Regions from separate parts of the Homo sapiens genome. Here regions 2 and 3 are each linked to region 1. A link is an interaction called in ENCODE POLR2A ChIA-PET data of the cell type or tissue named here. Cell type or tissue: HepG2. All regions are shown on one strand. Each heading gives the region's core, and the rest is flanking DNA. Links, peaks and the distances in the headings are about the cores only.

What was found. Peaks named below come from ENCODE experiments on the same cell type or tissue, not always from the same donor. Only the 100,000 strongest peaks of a DNase experiment are listed, where the experiment ranks them.
Region 2: POLR2A ChIA-PET joins it to region 1 with 7 read pairs; 2 of 35 experiments call an interaction of 5 or more read pairs at or near these places.
Region 3: POLR2A ChIA-PET joins it to region 1 with 5 read pairs; 2 of 35 experiments call an interaction of 5 or more read pairs at or near these places.

The regions. Positions count from the first base shown.
Region 1 is chr12:31,555,913-31,561,951 of GRCh38, forward strand. All of the region lies in intron 1 of DENND5B (DENN domain containing 5B), which reads right to left. Among named protein-coding and RNA genes, the nearest start is that of DENND5B-AS1, 31 kb to the right of the region's middle. In HepG2, for the core only: no CTCF peak of the experiment used is centred there; no DNase peak of the experiment used is centred there.
Region 2 is chr12:31,358,814-31,364,852 of GRCh38, forward strand. LINC02387 (long intergenic non-protein coding RNA 2387) reads right to left here. Exons shown (of 2, transcript NR_146469.1): 2 at 4,668-4,982. Among named protein-coding and RNA genes, the nearest start is that of LINC02387, 7.5 kb to the right of the region's middle. RefSeq lists an enhancer at 5,706-6,039. In HepG2, for the core only: no CTCF peak of the experiment used is centred there; DNase peaks (open chromatin) are centred at 3,718 and 4,108; H3K4me3 peaks cover 1,679 bases.
Region 3 is chr12:31,367,578-31,373,616 of GRCh38, forward strand. LINC02387 (long intergenic non-protein coding RNA 2387) reads right to left here and starts at 1,724. Exons shown (of 2, transcript NR_146469.1): 1 at 1,172-1,724. RefSeq lists enhancers at 2,765-3,372, 3,373-3,981. In HepG2, for the core only: no CTCF peak of the experiment used is centred there; DNase peaks (open chromatin) are centred at 3,464 and 3,824; H3K4me3 peaks cover 1,671 bases.

The DNA of each region.
Region 1 (6,039 bases), core at 719-4,718:
ATATTAGGGTGGGAGTGAGCCGATTTTCCAGGTGCCCTCTGTCACTGCTTTCTTTGACTAGGAAAGGGAATTCCCTGACCCCTTGCGCTTCCCGGGTGAGGTGATGCCTCGCCCTGCTTCGGCTTGCGCGTGGTGCGCTGCACCCACTGTCCTGCACCTACTGTCTGGCACTCCCCAGTGAGATGAACCCGGTACCTCAGTTGGAAATACAGAAATCACCCGTCTTCTGCGTTGCTCACAATGGGAGCTGTAGACTGGAGCTGTTCCTATTTGGCCATCTTGGCTCCTCCCCCCTTTTTTTTCTTTTTTTAAGATGCAGTCTCACTCTGTCACCCAGACTGGAGTGGAGCAGCATGACCTCGGCTCACTGCAACCTCCGCCTCCTGGGTTCAAACAGTTCTGTCTCAGCCTCCCAAGTAGCTGGGACTCCAGGCACCTGCCACCATGCCCAGCTAATTTTTGTATTTTTAGTAGAGATAGGGTTTCACATTGTTGGTCAGGCTGGTCTTGAACTCCCGACCTCAGCTGATTCACTTGCCTCGGCCTCCCAAAGTGCTGGGATTACAGGCGTGAGCCACCATGCCCAGCTAAAAGGCCATTCTTAATTTTCAAAAGAGAACTTTATGACATCTGGGAATTTCAGAGGCTTTGCAGAACAATATTAAGAAAACTACTGTTTGCTAGGCTTGAGGTCAGGAGTTCAAGACCAGCCTGGGCAACATAGCAAGACCCTATCTCTATTCTACTTTAAATAAAAAATAAAAATAGAAAACAAGAAAAGAAACCTATTGTTTACAGAATAAAGTGATTCTAGGTCTTTCAGTCAGGTCTGTTTTCTTAACAAAATACACACTGAAGTGTAAAAATACTGCCGAACTGTTTATATTCCTTCAAGAATACTAGCAGATGAGTAAATTGGCAATATGATTAAAAAAAAGAAATATGCATGCCTCTTGACCCAGCAGTTTCCTTAGAAATGTGACTTGAAGGAATCATTAAAAATGTGTGCAAAGATTTTCCCACTAGGAGGTTCTCCTCAATGCTGCTTAAAATAACAAAAAAATCAAAACAACCTCAGAATCTATAGTAAGAGAATCTGTAAATAAGGATATACCTGTAAATAAGGGTGTAAAGTACATGGTATTCTAGATAATGTAGATATAAAATGGAATTATCTCCACAATATATCATTGGGTTTAAACAGGTTAAGACAGCATCCATAATGATTTTACTACATATGATTAGTAAGACATTAAATACAAATATTAAAATCAAACAATATATATTAAAGTTAATTATACAGGCATAGAGAGTAGAGAGACATAATGGCTACTAAATGTATTAGTAGTTATCTCTAAACAGTTGAGTTGCTGTTCATTTTTACTTTCTTTACATTTTCCTGTATTGCTTAAATTTTCTATAAAATGCATATCAGAATTTAAAAATATAGTTATATTCATATTCATTTTTTTCTTTTTTCTTTTAAGACAGGGTCTCGCTCTGTCACCCAGGCTGGAGTGCAGTGGCATGCTCATGGCTCCCTGCAGCCTCAACCTCCTGGGCTCAACTGATCCTCCTCCCACCTCAGCCTCCCAAGTAGCTGGGATTACAGGTATGCACCAGCACACTAGGCTAATTTTTGTATTTGTTGTAGAAACAGGGTTTCACCATGTCACCCAGGCTGATCTCGAACTTTGTTTTTAAAGGCAAAAAGTAAACGTACAAATTCAAGGCATAAGGTGAATAGGAAGTTTAGCAATTGAAAAAAAATAACCTATCTGACTACTACCCTTTAGGTATTTTAGAGAGTAGGGAAAAGGAGAAGAGAGAAAAAGAAAGGGCTGAAACGTGGGAACAATATACAACCTATTAAAACCAGAGAAACTGGGGAGCTGTGGTGGCAAAAAAAAAAAAAAAAAAAAAAAGACACAGAAATGCTCACCACTTTAGCCACATCAAAACCAATGCAGGCAAGAAGCTGCTCTGAAGTCTCCCAACCCTTCAGCCAGGCATGGTAGTAGTCCCAGCTATTTTGGAGGCTGAGGCGAGAGGACTGGTTAAGCCCAGGAGTTTGAAGCTCCGGTGAGCTATGATCTCACCACTGCACTAAAGCCTGGGCAAAAGAGATCCCGTCTCTTAGAAAAAAAAGTCTAAAAACCCCAAACAAAAGCAATCGCATAGACTAGTCTTAGGAGTTCACTACCTTGATAACAGCGCTAGAGATACTCAGACACTGAGCCCTTTCTAAAATAATGTAGACGTGTATCAAAGACCAGACAGTTTTATTGTTCTTTTCAGCAATTCCTCATAGATGGTGTTCTTAATTTCCTTATACATATATGAATCAGAACCCACCCCCCAACCCCCTTGTTTTCTTTTTCCTGGGCTTGGAGCAAGAGGCAATTGCACTGGTGACTCTCCACAATGACATGAGTTCTCAGTTGTTCCATGAAAGATTATTACAGTGCAACTACAAGAACAGCACAATAAGAGAAATGGTTCTCACCTCTTTGATCTACAGAAACATGTAGACCTCCAGGGCTTAACAGAAAAATTTTCCTGGAACTCCTAAACTTTAGGCATAAGACCCAAATAACTTCATTCCTAGCCTTTTAGTTTGTACCCAGGTATCACAAACTTATTTACAAAGTTTATTCTGACCTATGCAAATAAAATTGGGCACTTTATTAAAACTTCTTTGAATCTATTACTCATGAATAAAACATGAAAAATACTCATACTGATGGATAACACTTTACACAACACTGAATCAACTCCCCTTTGCTTGCCTCCTCCTAAAGGACTGGCTTAATTTCAGTAGTAGAACCCAAACATGAATCAATCTCATGACTAAGCATTAACTATGCATCCATTTAGCAAATGAAAGTTTATTTTAGCATTTGAAATTCTGTGGTTCTTCAGGAATATAGCCAGATAAATGATTTTTACTAACAAATGCAACTAACACCATTTCATCTCCTCTCTAGGAATGACTGAAGACTCTTGACTATCATCTATTCAGCACCTGGAAGCATTACCTTTTTGTAATACGAAAAGAAAAACAGCTGAAAGAAAGAAAATATACTTGTCCCTTCAAATATAGATCATATAATCAAATACACCTTAATTCACTGGTAAATATGTCACTTGGAACATAAGTTCTAACCCCAGATGAAAAATGAAAAGTAAACTTTCTACCATCCTCGTACTGATAGAAAATTCTCATGGGAGAGTAGGGAAAAACAGTCAGTCTTCGGTCTATTTTAGTTAAACCTTCACATTAGTGGAGGAAACGATGAACTCATGGCAAATTAAGCTACCCTCCCTAAGTTATTTTTCCTCAACAAATCAAACTCAAAGACAAGCTTACAAAACTGGAAACACAGAATAAAAGAATAAAAGAGGACACTGTCTCCTATGCCATATTATAGTCCAGAATTAGTTAATCTAATTCAAAGTATTGGCAAGGATGTTCCATCAACTAGACCAGGTATTTATCATTCATTACCATGTACTGCTTAAGCATGTAAAGTAGCTGAAACACAAATATTTTGGAGTTATCTCCAGACAAAGAGTAAAAACACAAGAAAAATGTTAAAATCCTATTATGTTCAACCGCTGATGATTTTCAGAATTTACATCTTTAATTTTTATTAACATTAGGAAAGTTTTGCCTATACTGTTTAGCTTAATTAAAGTGTAATGGAAATGTAAGAATCTGACAGCACTTATTAATATCTGTTTAGCAATTATACACTTGAAGTTTAATCATGGATTTAAGAATTTCAATAAAATAGTGAAAGAAGAAATAAAAGAAAAAAGAAAAACAACAGTGAAAGAAATAGAATCAAGGCATTAATCCACCAAGAAAAGGGTTAGCTGTGTGTTCACTCTGACCTTGAGTCTATTACCACATGGAAATTTTTTAGGAATTTTACAACGGAAGGAAAAAAGGGAAGAAAAAAGAGATACTCTTAGTGCTGCTGCTGCCTTCCTTCTTTACTGTTCTATTCTCCATATATTCAAAAAATACTTAGTAATTTTTCCCCTAAAATGTTGTAAATGTGCTTACTGATCCAATCTTACTGTTAGAACATCCATGAACTATCCTTGGCCCTCTTCCTCTTCTCTATCCACATTCTCTCCCTTGGTGATCTTATCTAAACTCAAGGATTTAAATATTTTGCCTCCATAATGTATAATTCCAGCTCAGTCTTCTCTCTTAACTCCAGACTCATACGTCTAACTGCCTACTTGACCAGAATATCTTACAGGTGTCTCAAACTCAGAATGTCCAAAAATGGATTCCTGAGCTGTGCCAACCCTCCTCCAACCTATGCAACCCATACTATGGTATTCTCCAGTTAAGTTGATGGTAATTCCATTTTTCTTCAACTTACTGAAGTTTAAAACCTTTAGAGTCATCTTTGATTCATCCCCTTTCTCTCACACCCCGCCTTTTGATAACAAAATCCTATTGTTTCAATCTTCCAAATATGTCCAGAAATTGACTACATCTCACTATCTCCACTGCTACTATGTGGCCTGAGCCACCACCATCATCCCTTACTTAAATTACTGCAGGCTTCCCAACAGATCTTCCTGCTTCTACCCTTGAACCTCCCTGCATACACACACACAATTTAGTCTTAATACAGCTAGCTGCCAGGATGATCCTTTTAAAACTAAGTCAGAGGTCTCTCTACCCTGTTCAAATCAGGCAATGGCTCCCCCCATTCTCTTAGAGTAAAAACCAAAGTCCTTTCAACAACATAAGGCCCTTCATGATGGGGCCTCCTGTGGCTTCCCCTTCTATTATTCATTCCTCTTGTTCACTCCTCCAGACTCTTTAGGGTTACTCGAACTCACCAGGTGACCGCTTGATGTTTACTTTGGGATACTTTTCCCAAATATCTACTTGGCTAACTCCCTTACTTTCTTAAGTCTTTGTTCAAAGATCACCTCTCAGTGAGGGCTACCCTGAACACCTTGTTTAATATTGCAACCAGCTCCTTTACTACCAAAAAGAGAGAGTAAACTATGCTTAGTGAGCTCATTTCACCTAGCAGAGACCGTGGAAGAAAGTACTAAGATCAGAGGGAGTATTCTTACGAGAAAATAGAATAGGAGATTTGCTGGAACCTTTGTCAAGATCCCAGTTATGTTCAGGGATTTAAAAAGAGAACTCCGTATGTAAGGGATGAAGAAAAGAGGAGATCAGTTACCAAAAAGGATCTATACTCAGGATCTGTCCGAGTCACAGATACACAGCTGCACCATACTCATGTACGCATCTCAAGGGGGCAAAGCCCGCAATTTAAAGCACAGCAAAGCATTTCCTTATCCACATATCGCAAAAGAGAAACAGCAAGAAAATATATCCCAGCTCAAGCATAGCATACACAAATACATTTCACAATAATTTCCTAAGCCAAGCGTGGTGGCACACACCTATAATTCCAGCTACTTGAGAGGCTGAGGAGGAAGGATCACCTGAGCCCGGAAGTTCAAGAACAGTCTGGGCAACATAGTGAGACCCTGTCTCAAATAATAATAATAACAACAACAACAATTTATGCTCCACATGCCTGCAACAGTTCATCTCTAGGAAAAGGGGCTTACTTGAGACTTGATGCTTACGTTTAAAATATATATATACATATTTTGAAACCTGATTAGCCAACATCTAACCACCTCAATTTATAGTAAAGAGGACTCCTAAAACTCAAACCTGTTTAGCATAACATAAAGTGACAAATAGAAAACATTGCCATTTCCAGGAAGAACAAAAAATCAATAATTTATTCAAACATACATTGAGCGCCTACTATTTGTCAGGCCTGTGACAGGAGCTAGTATGGCATTAAGAGTGTAGTAACTACAGTCAAAATGAGGTATAAATATCAAACACATGAGCATTTTTTCCCTTTGTAATAGATTCATCAATCATGCTGACAATGGCTATATATTCTGGAACTTTCTCCGTAAGTTTAAGCCACATCATTCATTCAACAAAGTTGCAGTGAGCATCTATTAAGT
Region 2 (6,039 bases), core at 1,322-5,321, 200 kb before region 1:
CTCAAACTCCTGACCTCGTGATCGCCCACCTCGGCCTCCCAAAGTGCTGGGATTACAGGCATGAGCCACCACGCCCGGCCTAATTTTTGTATTTTTAATAGAGACAGGCTTTGCCATGTTGGCCAGGCTGTATTATCACCTTTAAATAAAGCTGGGGTTACACTGTACATCCTATATTGTAACCTGAATTTTCACTTCACCACAGTAATGAAGGTCTTCTCCCCTTCTGAGGTCCTAAACTTAGAATTGCTGGTCTCTGACTTCCATTATTCTAGTTTTACTTCTGTCTTCCCACTGTCTCACATCTACTCCCATAAGGGAGACCACACTGACCATCTGCTCCTCTTGGCATTATATTTCTTACTATAAAACTACACATTGGCACCTGGCTTGCACATCTGTCTCTTAGGAGTTTGGTTACTGTTAGCTCTGTGAGCCTGAGTGATCACCTCAACTATCCTAGCAAAATAGGAGAGTTGGGGCCCTCCAAAGCTGAGAATTTGGGCATTATGACCTAAATAAAGCAACACAATACTGTCTGAGCAACTAGTCAAACCCAACCAGCCTCCTTCTCTGACAACTTTATTTTGCTTTCTTTAAGTGCCATACCAATTATTATAAGTGATGACTAGTATTTATCATTTTAAATGGCAAACAACCCTAAATGGCTTGGTGGAGGGCAAGTTCAGACATTGTCCTGGAGACTGGCTGAGAGTAGAAGCCCCTCTGCAGTGTTCTTTGAAGTGCTGATTTTAGTTATATAAAATGCTAAATTGCCTCTCCCACTGTCAGAATAGCCTTTTATTTATTTATTTATTTATTTATTTATTTTTGAGACGGAGACTCGCTCTGTCCCCCAGGCTGGAGTGCAGTGGCACCATCTTGGCTCACAGCAAGCTCCGCTTCCCAAGTTCACACCATTCTCCTGCCTCAGCCTCCCAAGTAGCTGGGACTACAGGCGCCCGTCACCACGCCTGGCTAATTTTTTTTTTTTTTTTTGTATTTTTAGTAGAGACAGGGTTTCACCATGTTAGCCAGGATGGTCTTGATCTCCTGACCTCGTGATCCGCCCGCCTCAGCCTCCCAAAGTGCTGGGATTACAGGCGTGAGCCACTGTGCCCAGCCCAAAATAGCCTTTTATACCTCTTCCTGTTTATGTTATCAAGAAGTTAGTATGTAGACTTCAGAACTCAATTTTGATCTGCTCTTGATTAAACCTTGGTTTACAGAACTACGGTAGTTTTTCACATTGTAGAGAAAAAGTTGAACTATTTTAATAATGGATTTTCTGTGTGTATAGAAACTCCTACAATTGATTTAAATTTTTTTTTTTTTTGAGACAGATTCTTGCTTTGTCGCCCAGGCTGGAGTGATCTCGGCTCACTGCAACCTCCACCTCCTGGATTCAAGCAATTCTCCTGCCTCAGCCTCCCAAGTAGCTGGAATTACAGGCACCCGCCACCACACTAATTTTTGTAGTTTTTAGTAGAGATGGGGTTTCACCATGTTGCCCAAGGCTGGTGTCCAACTCCTGACCTCAAGTGATCTACCCTCCTCGGCCTCCCAAAGTGCTGGGATTACAGGCGTGAGCCACCACGCCCAACCTTGAGTTAAATTTCTAAAAATCTCAACATAATGTGTTTGGCTCCTCTTCTTATTATGCTTAGAGTTAGGCACTAGCACATACTAGACCTAAACTTGACTGATTTGAAAAGACCACTGAAATCCATGATTTGCTGCGGATCCTCTGTGTCTGCTGTGGCCAATATAAAGAAACTTGGATGCACTTAATTTATGAAGACAAGCTTTGTTGATCTGGAAGTTGAATGATAAATGTGAATCCAATGACGCCATACCCCTGCGGATAATGGCAGGCTGGATGTAGCATGTTAGCCGTCATATTCTGTGTGCTCCCTGCGATGTGGGCACTTCCCTTCCATCGTGGTGAGGCCAAAGCAAAGGCACAGAGACCTGAACACAAACATGAAAAACACCTTACCACCTGGGAGTCAGGGGCAGGTTCAGGCACATCCATTCCTCTGGCATTTGAGCAGCTGTTTTCCACAGCATTAACTCAGCACGGCAGGGTAAGTCAGATTAAAAACCAATAAAAGAGTAGTATCCTCATACCACCCTCAACGTCTTCCTGCTTCACCAAAAAACCAATAAAAGACTGAATGTGGCCCTTTATCAGCTAGACCTCAAAATCTTCTTTGCTTTCTATGCGTATTTCCAATAAAAAAGTACAAGGGTTGTTAAAAGTCCTTATTTATTTATTTATTTATTTATTTATTTATTTATTTATTTTTAGAACCAGGGTCTCACTCTGTTGCCCAGGCTGGAGTTCAGTGGTGCAGTCATAGCTCAGTGCAGCCTCCAACTCCTGAGCTCAAGTGATCCTCCCACTTCAGCCTCCAGAGAAGTTGGGACTACAGGTGCATGCTACCACGCCAGGCTAATGCTTTTGGTTTTTTAAGAGTTTTGTTGAGTCAGGGTCTTGCTATGTTGCCCAGGCTGGTCTCAAATTCCTAGCTTCAAGCAGTCCTCCTCCCTCAGCCTCCCAAAGGGTTGGTATTACAGGCATGAACCACTGTGCCTGGCCTTAAAGTCCTTTTGAAACACAAGACAAGAAACATTTGGCCGCGCACAGTGGCTCATGCCTGTAATCCCAGCACTTTGGGAGGCCAAGGCAGGTAGATCATGAGGTCAGGAGTTCAAGACCAGCCTGGCCAAGATGGTGAAACCCCATCTCTACTAAAAATACAAAAAATTAGCTGGGCATGGTGGCACGTGACTGTAATCCCAACTACTCAGAAGGCTGAGGCAGAGAATTGCTTAAAACCCAGGAGGTGGAGGTTGCAGTGAGCCAAGATCTCGCCACTGCACTCCAGCCTGGGCAACAGAGCAAGACTCTGTCTCGAAAAAATTAAAAATAAAAATACAAAAATTAGCTGGGCATAGTGGCACGTGCCTGTCATCCCACCTACTCAGGAGGCTGGGGCAGGCGAATCGCTTGAACCCGGGAGGCGGAGGTTGCGGTGAGCCAAGATCGCGCCATTGCACGCCAGCCTGGGCAACAGAGCGAAACTCAGTCTCAAAAAAAAAAAAAAAGGAAACATTTATTGAACACCTAGTACATTCCATGCACTGTAGTGTGTGTGGTTTTATTTAATTTCATCTCTGCCCAACCCTGGGAAACGGTCTATTAGCAGACGCAGAGGATAAGGCACAGGACGATCAGGTAACACACCCAGGGCCAAATATCATAAATGGCAGAATTCAAATTAAAGCCACCTTCCAAGCCATGTCCCTCCCATCGTCACAATACTGCATGTCTACAGCACAGTTGATGGGCATAACCCTTCTTAGCAACAGCAAGCAGCTGAGCAGAAAGTAATTGCAGGAGGCAGAGCCAAGAGGAAAACTGCTGAGAGTGCTGACGGTAGGTGGAGAGAACAGAAGCACACACCGTAGGGTGCAATCTTAGTGAGCTTTGTTTTCCTTCAATAGAGGTGAGTTCAGACCCAGGCATGTCTCTCCAACATTCATTTCCCCTGCTTCGGCACCATAGACTTGAAGGATTGGACTCAGGAGTTGGGGAGGACACGGGGGAAGTTGCTTTCCTGGTGCTGAGGCCCCCGGCCACCGTGGTAGTGTACAGCAAGTACAGGGTAACAGAAGGGCCAGCAGGAGGACACGGCGCAATGGTGTACCGAGGGACAGGAGAGTGAATCAGAGCCACAGGACAGAGCTCCACCTGTTTCCAGGGAAGTGCATGGGGGGCTCCCGGAAGCCAAAGGCAGCGCCCAGAGGCAGTGTGAAGAGGCCTTCCTCAGACCTCAGGGTTTCGGCAGGGATAGTGGGTGACCTGTGTGCTGGCTCTCCAGAAACTGAAAGCAGCAAGAGACACTTGGGCTCCTTTTTTAGTTTTTCTGGTTTGTTTTGTTTTGTTTTTTTGCAGGCACTCGGTGGTTAGCTGGAAATAAAGGTGGAGGAACTGGGCAGTTCAAAGGCAGAGACGGCTTCCCCCACCCCCACCTCACCTCCCCTTTCATTCAGAAAAGCCACAAAAGCGTGGCCCCAGGGTGTGTGTGAAAGGAGGGAGGAGTGACTCCACCTAGCTCCTCTGGAGTAAAGAGAGGCTGTGGGCCTGGTGTCGTGCGTGCATGCCTGCATGTGCCTGTGTGTGTGCATGCTTGCCTGGTGCTCAAGGGTCAGGGGAAGCTGGCTGAGAAGACTGAGGAGATGGAGGGAGGTGGAGGGAAGTGTAATAGAAGGAGGTGGAGGAAGGTGGCTGCCATAGAGCTTTGGCTCTGGCTGGCCTGAGTCTCTTCCTGAAGTTGCAGCTGCACTTTGGGGCCAGGCGCTGTTGACACTGTGGGTATAAACATGTGGCCAGCAGCAGAATAGAGACTCAGAGTCTTGAGAAAGAAAGTGGTGACTTCCCACTCCTCCTTCCTTCTTTCCTGTACAGAGTCTGCCATCTGGGGGCAGAGATATGGGCAAGCCCTCATTATAATACTAGCAGTGAAGGGCTGGGCATGACAGGTGGAAACACCACTGACTCTAGAACTCAGAGCATGGAATTTGGTATGGTGGCAGGCAGGGGTCCAGAGGTAGTATTTGTTATCTATTGCTGTGTAACGAATTAGCTTAAGGTATAGCAGTTCAAGAGAAGAAATGTTTATTATCTCACAATTTCTTTGGGTCAGAAATACAGGTGTGGTTTAGCTGAATGCTTTCTGGCTGAAGGTGTTTCAGGACGTTACAGTCATGCCACCAGCTGGGGCTGCCAACTCATCTGAAGGCTCAACACAGGGGGACCGGAGTCCAAGCTCCCTCACATGGTCACCAGCAGGATTCAGTTCCTCGAAGGCTGTCATTTAGAGGCCTCCCTCCGTCCCTCCTTACAGGTCCTTCTCACAGGGCACTTCGTGACATGGCAGCTGACTTTCTGGGGACCATCCAAGTGAGAAAGAGCCCTTAGAAAGAAGTGACAGTCTTTATATAACCTAATCTCAGAAGTGACAACTCATCCCTTCTACAAGGTTCTATTATTCAAAATTGCATCTGTAAATCCAGCTCACTCAAGGGAAAGGGATTACTAGGAGATAGGGGTCACTGGGGGCCATTCTAGAGGCTCCCTGTCACAGCATCCAAGCTGAGACCTACAGAATGACAGGAGTTCACCAGGCAGGGAGGCAGGAGGGAGTTGGGGGACGGCAGGTGCAGTGAACCATGGTTGTAACTCAGTATGGCTGCACAGAGAGCACTGCCTGAGGGTGAGCAGTGCTGTGGAGAGGCCAGCAGGGCCCAGAACTTGTACCATCTTTTAACCCAGGTTTGTAAGGGTGGACTTTATCCTGCAAGCATGAAGATCCTAAAGCTTGAGGCTAACGGTTAAGATTTGGCTTTAGAAAGATTACACTGCTGGCCCAGCTCAGTGGCTCACGCCTGTAATCCCAGCATTTTGGGAGGCTGAGGTGGGCGGATCACCTGAGGTCAGGAGTTCGAGACCAGCCTGGCCAACATGGTGAAACCCTGGTTCTCCTAAAAATACAAAAAAATTAGCTGGGCATGGTGGTGGGTGCTTGTAATCCCAGCTATGCGGGAGGCTGAGGCAGGAGAATCGCCTGAACCCGGGAGGTGGAGGAGGTTGCAGTGAGCCAAGATGGCACCGCTGCACTCCAGCCTGGGTGACAGAGTGAGACTGTATCTGAAAGAAAGGAAAGGGAAAAAAAAGAAAGAAAAAAAAAAGAAAAGAAAAGAAGGAAGGTTATCACTGCTGTGGGGAGAATGGATTGAAGAGAGTAAAAGAGCAGAGGAAGGCCAGCTGGCGGGTGCGGCAGGTGGGGGGATTGAACTGAGGTGCTGGAGAGGCTGAATGGCTGGCAGCAGCGCTGCTGCAGAGCTGGCGTCCCTGGGTGTAGGAACTGACTGCTTATGTCCGTCTTCCTCCTCTGGAACATAAGCTCAATGAGGACAGGGATTCTTGTTTGTAGTCTCTGGTATCCCCAGCGTTTAGGACAGTGGCACTAG
Region 3 (6,039 bases), core at 1,322-5,321, 190 kb before region 1:
ATCACTTGAACCCGGGAGGCAGAGGTTGCGGTGAGCCGAGATTGCGCCATTGCACTCCAGCCTGGGCAACAAGAGCAAAACTCCTTGGCCGGGTGCGGTGGCTCACGCCTGTAATCCCAGCACTTTGGGAGACCGAGGCGGGCGGATCACCTGAGGTCAGGAGTTCGAGACCAGCCTGACCAACACGGTGAAACCCCATCTCTACTAAAAATACAAAATTAGCCGGTCATGGTGGCACATGCCTGTAATCCCAGCTACTTGGGAGGCTGAGGCAGGAAAATTGCTTGAACCCGGGAGGCGGAGGTTGCAGTGAGCTGAGATCGCACCACTGCACTCTAGCCTGGGTGACAGAGCGAGACTCCATCTCAAAAACAAAACAAAACAGAAAACAAGAGCAAAACTCCGTCTCAAAAAAAAAAAAAGAAATACTCATTTTTCTTTGACTTTAAGCCCTTTTAGAATAAATAAAGCGGTACAAAATATTCATAGATTACTAAACTGTTAGAAGCCAATTGTTAAATTTAAGACTTTAATAGGGAACTTAAAGCAATCAAGAAAATAAACTCTCCACAAAGTTTTAAAAAACAACTATAAAATACATCCTGTAGGCCGGGTACAGTGGCTCAATCCCAGCACTTTGGGAGACCGAGGCAGGCGGATCACCTGAGGTCAGGAGTTCGAGACCAGCTTGACCAATATGGAGAAATCCCTTCTCTACTAAAAATACAAAATTAGCCAGGTGTGGTGGCGCATGCCTGTAATCCCAGCTACTCGGGAAGCTGAGGCAGGAGAATCACTTGAACCCAGGAGATGGAGGTTGCGGTGAGCTGAGATTGTACCACTGCATTCCAGCCTGGGCAACAAGAGCGAAATTCTGTCTCAAAAAAAAAAAAAAAAAATCCTGTAGGTTTGTTATCAAGAAAATGCTGATGACTATAATTAGGATTATAAATTTAGTTGAGAGTGAGAGCTAGATTAGTAAATAAAATTGTCTATAAACATTTGTAAATCAGTCATCCTCCTGGGTACGGTTTGTAAAAGAACCCAGTGCTTAAGTGAAGAGCAGGGACAGCTCCTGGCTCTGGATGGGGGAGAAGTCTTCCTTGTTTCATAGTCAAGGAAAGCTCCCAGCTGACCATCACCCTCTTCTCTTGGAAAACGCCACACCTACCTTCTTGCCATTCCTAGAGCGATTTTCCAGCCTGAGTGGTATGACTGCTTCCATTTCCTCGCCACTCTTGTTTGTCCCTGGCAGTTCACTTTGATTCTCAAAAGTCCATTAAAACCCCTTCCAGGTCCTCCGGGATCCCTGGCCATGTAAGCTCTGCCACCAACAGCAGCCTTTCTAGTACAAAGTCTCTAGAGCTTTCCACAGCCTCTGGCTTGGTCTCTCCCTCTCCAGGCTGGCCACAGGCCCCCAGGGACCTATCTGCCATCTCTTGGAAATATCTTTCTAAATTCCCCACTCCCCCTCCTGCCTTTCCACGACTTTGAGTTGCAATAGTTTGCCCAGTTCCCCTTTTCCTTGTAGTCTTTAAAGATAAGTCCACAGGTTTTTCATTTGTTTATAAGATTTACTCTCCATCAGGAAATGAAAATAAACATAGGGAAGCTGATAAGTCACAGCTCCCCACCCCCAGCCGTTGTTCCGGGGAAGCCTCTCTAGCAAGGCTCAGATGTTTCCATCTTAAGGTTAAATCACACCAAACAATAGAAGCCCTTTGGTTTCACCTCAGTGGGCGGGATGTGCCTCCTTTCATGGATCTCCTGCCCCACACAGGATTTCTCTGGACTCCTTAGAGTGTTTCTTCAAAACTAGTTCAATCTCGATCTAATTAGTCCCCAAAGAGATGCAAACCAAACGAGATGCGATTTTTGTTCTATTAGGAGGGCACAAAAATAAAAAATAAAAATTAAGCCTGATAATAGCCTGTTTGGGCCAGCTTGCTGGGAAGCGGACTCATTTTTATACTGCTGGAGGGGTTCGGAATCAAGAATCTTAAATATGTGCATCCCCTTCAATCCAGTAATCCCACTTCTAGGAAAATATCCTGAGGAGATAATCAAGATGTGCAGTCAAGAATTTATGAACAAAAGATACTCACTGCAGAGCCATAATTGAGAAGAACTGGAAAGGACTTAACATGCCTCCCAGGTGGGGCTTGGCTCTGCAAATCCTCATCTGACTCTATGATGGAATGGGATGCATCCGGTCATGCAGTCATCCGTGCGACAAATAGTTCTTCAGTACCTACTCTGCGTTAGGTAAACAATGCAGAGTATTGTTAACTTGGCTGGGTAAACAGGTAAGTTCTCAGCCCCCCTGGAAAATCCATGATCTCCTAAAGTAAAGCAATTTAAAATTGTTCACATTATTTGTGTGTGAGTGTGAGGGGGCGCTTTATCACCCTCCACCTCTCATCCCCCCACCACAAGCAGTTGCCAAATTCAAATAATTTTTCCTTCAATGCCTCTCCCGTGTGACCGCTCCTTTTCTTTCAAAAGTAAATCCTATGTCTGGGAGGTAACCCGATCACCGCGGAAAGAACGCCGACATGGAAATCTTAGGATTGGTTTCTCGTTCCAGGAAGTTGCGCTACTTTGGGCAAATCACGTCACCTCTGGGACTGTTTCTAATCAGAATAAAGAAAGGGCTGGACCAATCTTTCAGATCCTTTGAATCCAATCATTTTTGGCCTTATGACGGAACCGTCTGTAGATGAGGGCATCTGAATCCTAGTTAAAGGGAAGGGACGGTGAAGCCCTTGAAGATCTGGGGCATATTTCCTGAACACCAAAACGGGAAAGGGCTGTCTAGAGTGAAAGTATAAGACAGACAGGCCCTGTTCCAGGAAGCTCCCTGCACTCTGCTCTTCTCCTCAAGCCGACCCCAAACTCACAGCCAGCTTTAGCAAGCAGGCCCGTCATCCTTCCAGGTGCTATGTAATATTAAGAAGCAGCAGCTAACAATTATTAGTGCTACTAGGGGCAGGAGATTTGCAGTTCCCTCGCTTTCACACAAAAGTATGAGGTCTGTTTTATTATTCCCACTCTAAAGGCAAAATGGAAGCTCACGGAGATTACAGAACTTATGGGAAGTGACAGGGCTATTTGCCACGTTTATACTGGCCAGTCTTCCTCTTTTTCTCAAAGGGTGGGGTGGGAGAGCAGCCTCCCGTGTTATCACCCTCTCCTGCGGCAGAAGACAGAAGCATAGGTCATTTTGGTAGTACGGGTTTGTTGATTACCAACTGGGAGACAGAGGTGAGGTAAATCACAAGCATGGATGTTAGCAGGGCTGCAGAAGTTTATAAATAAATGATCTTAGAATCTCCAGCAGCCCCATTCTTTCATTTGGTAACCGGCCTCCTCCCTGCCCTCATCCCTGTAGCGCCCTTCCCCCATGAGGGTGAAGGGTCAGCTCTAAAAATGCAGTCAGGAAGGAACAATGAGAGTCCTCTCCCCGCCTGGGAGAAATGCAATTTGCATCTCAGATGAGCTCAGATTGGTGAAGCCTCGTTTGGACTCTGATCCTTGCAGTAAGGATCTGCTCTGGGAATCTCCTGTGACCTGTTGAGGTTTGCTGCTCCAAAGGAATAAGGAGTCTTTGACATTAATGTCCATTTAACTCAGGGATCTAAAAAGGCAGGTTAGTGTTAGAGTTCTATAGGCACCCCAGAATTGTACCTAAGAGTGTGTGTGTGCGTGCATATGTGTGTTTTCCTGGGGATGGTGTAGCTTTCCTTAGATTGTCAAAGGAATTTATAGCTGCCCAAAGGTTAAAAACTTGTGTGACAAGTGAGTGTGATAAAGGAGGAACAGTGGTGCAGATCCTGTGGGAGGGGAGAATGACTTAACAAACCCAGAGGTGGGGGTGGGAGGGAAAGAATTCAGGTGAGACTGCACTCAGAGGTAGGATTCCTTTTTCTTTTTTGTAGGTAACATTTTTTGTTTTCTTACTGTGTGCCAGGCATTGTTCTAAACTAAATATACAAGGCCAGGCGCAGTGGCTCACTCCTGTAATCCCAGCACTTTGGGAAGCCGAGGTGGGTGGGTCACTTGAGGTCAGGAGTTCGAGACCAGTCTGGTCAACATAGTGAAACCCCGGCTCTACTAAAAATAGAAAAATTAACCAGGTGGCTCGTGCCTGTAGTCCCAGCTGCTCGGGAGGCTGAGAGAGGAGAATCTCTTGAACCCCGGAGGAGGATGTTGCAGTGAGCTGAGATTGCACCACTGCACTCCAGCCTAGGCAACTGAGAAGACTCTGTCTCAAAAAAAAAAAAAAAAAAAAAAAAAAGACAAATACGTAAACTAAAATCTATGAGAATTAGGTAATTCTCTCTCTTTTTTTTTTTTTTGCCAGAGTTTTGCTCTTGTCGCCCAGGCTGGAGTGCAGTGGTGTGATCTTGGCTTACCGCAACCTCCGCCTCCCGGGTTCAAGTGATTCTCCTGCCTCAGCCTCCCAAGTAGCTGGAATTACAGGTGCGCACCACTAGGCCCGGCTGATTTTTGTATTTTTTTAGTAGAGACGGGGTTACACCATGTTGGCCAGGCTGGTCTTGAACTCCTGAACTCAGGTGATCCACCTGCCTTGGCCTCCCAAATTTCTGGGATGACAGAAGTGAGCCACCGCGCCCGGCCTAATTTTTTTTTTTTTTTTTTTAAGAGACGGAGACTTGCTCTGTTGCCAGGCTGGAGTGCAGTGGCGCCATCTTGGCTTACTGCAAGCTCCACCTCCCAGGTTCAAGTGATTCTCCTGCCTCAGCCTCCCAAGTAGCTGGAATTACAGGTGCGCACCACTAGGTCTGGCTGATTTTTGTATTTTTTTAGTAGAGACGGGGTTACACCATGTTGGCCAGACTGGTCTTGAACTCCTGACCTCAGGTGATCCACCTGCCTTGGCCTCCCAAATTTCTGGGATGACAGGAGTGAGCCACCGTGCCCAGCCTAATTTTTTTTTTTTTAGAGATGGAGTCTCACTCTGTTGCCAGGCTGGAGTGCAGTGGCGCGATCTCGGCTCACTGCAAGCTCCACCTCCTGGGTTTAAGTGATTCTCCTGCCTCAGCCTCCCAAGTAGCTGGGACTACTGGCTGGCGCCACCACGCCCAGCTAATTTGTATTTTTAGTAAAGATGGGGTTTCACCATGTTGGCCAGGATGGTCTCCATCTCTTGACGTCGTGATCTGCCCGCCTCGGCCTCCCAAAGTGCTTGGATTACAGGTGTGAGCCACTGAGCCTGGCCTAAATTTTAAACTATTTGTAGAGACAGGGTCTCGCTATGTTGCTCAGAATGTTCTCAAACTCCTGAGCTCAAGCAATCCTCCTGCCTTGGCCTCCTGAAGTGCTGGGATTAAAGGCATGACCCACTGTGTCCAGCCTTTTGTGGGCTTTTTGACATCCTTTTATGTTTTTCTTTGGTGAAGTGCCTATTCAAATCATTTGCACGCTTTTTTTTTTTTTTGAGATGGAGTCTTGCTCTGTCCCCCAGGCTGGAGTGCAGTGATGCGATCTCGGCTCACTGCAAGCTCCGCCTCCTGGGTTCACGCCATTCTCCTGCCTCAGCCTCCCGAGTAGCTGGGACTACAGGCGCCGGTCACCACGCCCGGCTAATTTTTTTTTTTGTATTTTTAGTAGAGACAGGGTTTCACCGTGTTAGCCAGGATGGTCTTGATCTGCTGACCTCGTGATCTGCCCATCTCGGCCTCCCAAAGTGCTGGGATTACAGGCATGAGTGAGCCACTGCGCCCGGCCATTTGCCCTTTTTTTGTTGTTGGGCTGTTTATCTTATTATTGCATTTTGAGGGTTCATTATATACTCTGGATACAAGCCCTTTGCCAGATATGTGTGTTGCTAATATTCTCTACCAGTCTGTGGCTTATCTTTGCATTCTCCTAAATTTCTTTCAGAGAGCATACATTCTGGTAGAAGAGTACTTAGTCCTGGGCCTGGCAGATTTATTTCTTTCAGGACCCAAGGCCTCTGCTGCAAACATGTTCCACCAGATCTTTGGTCAGAATAAGAAGCATATGAGCTTGATC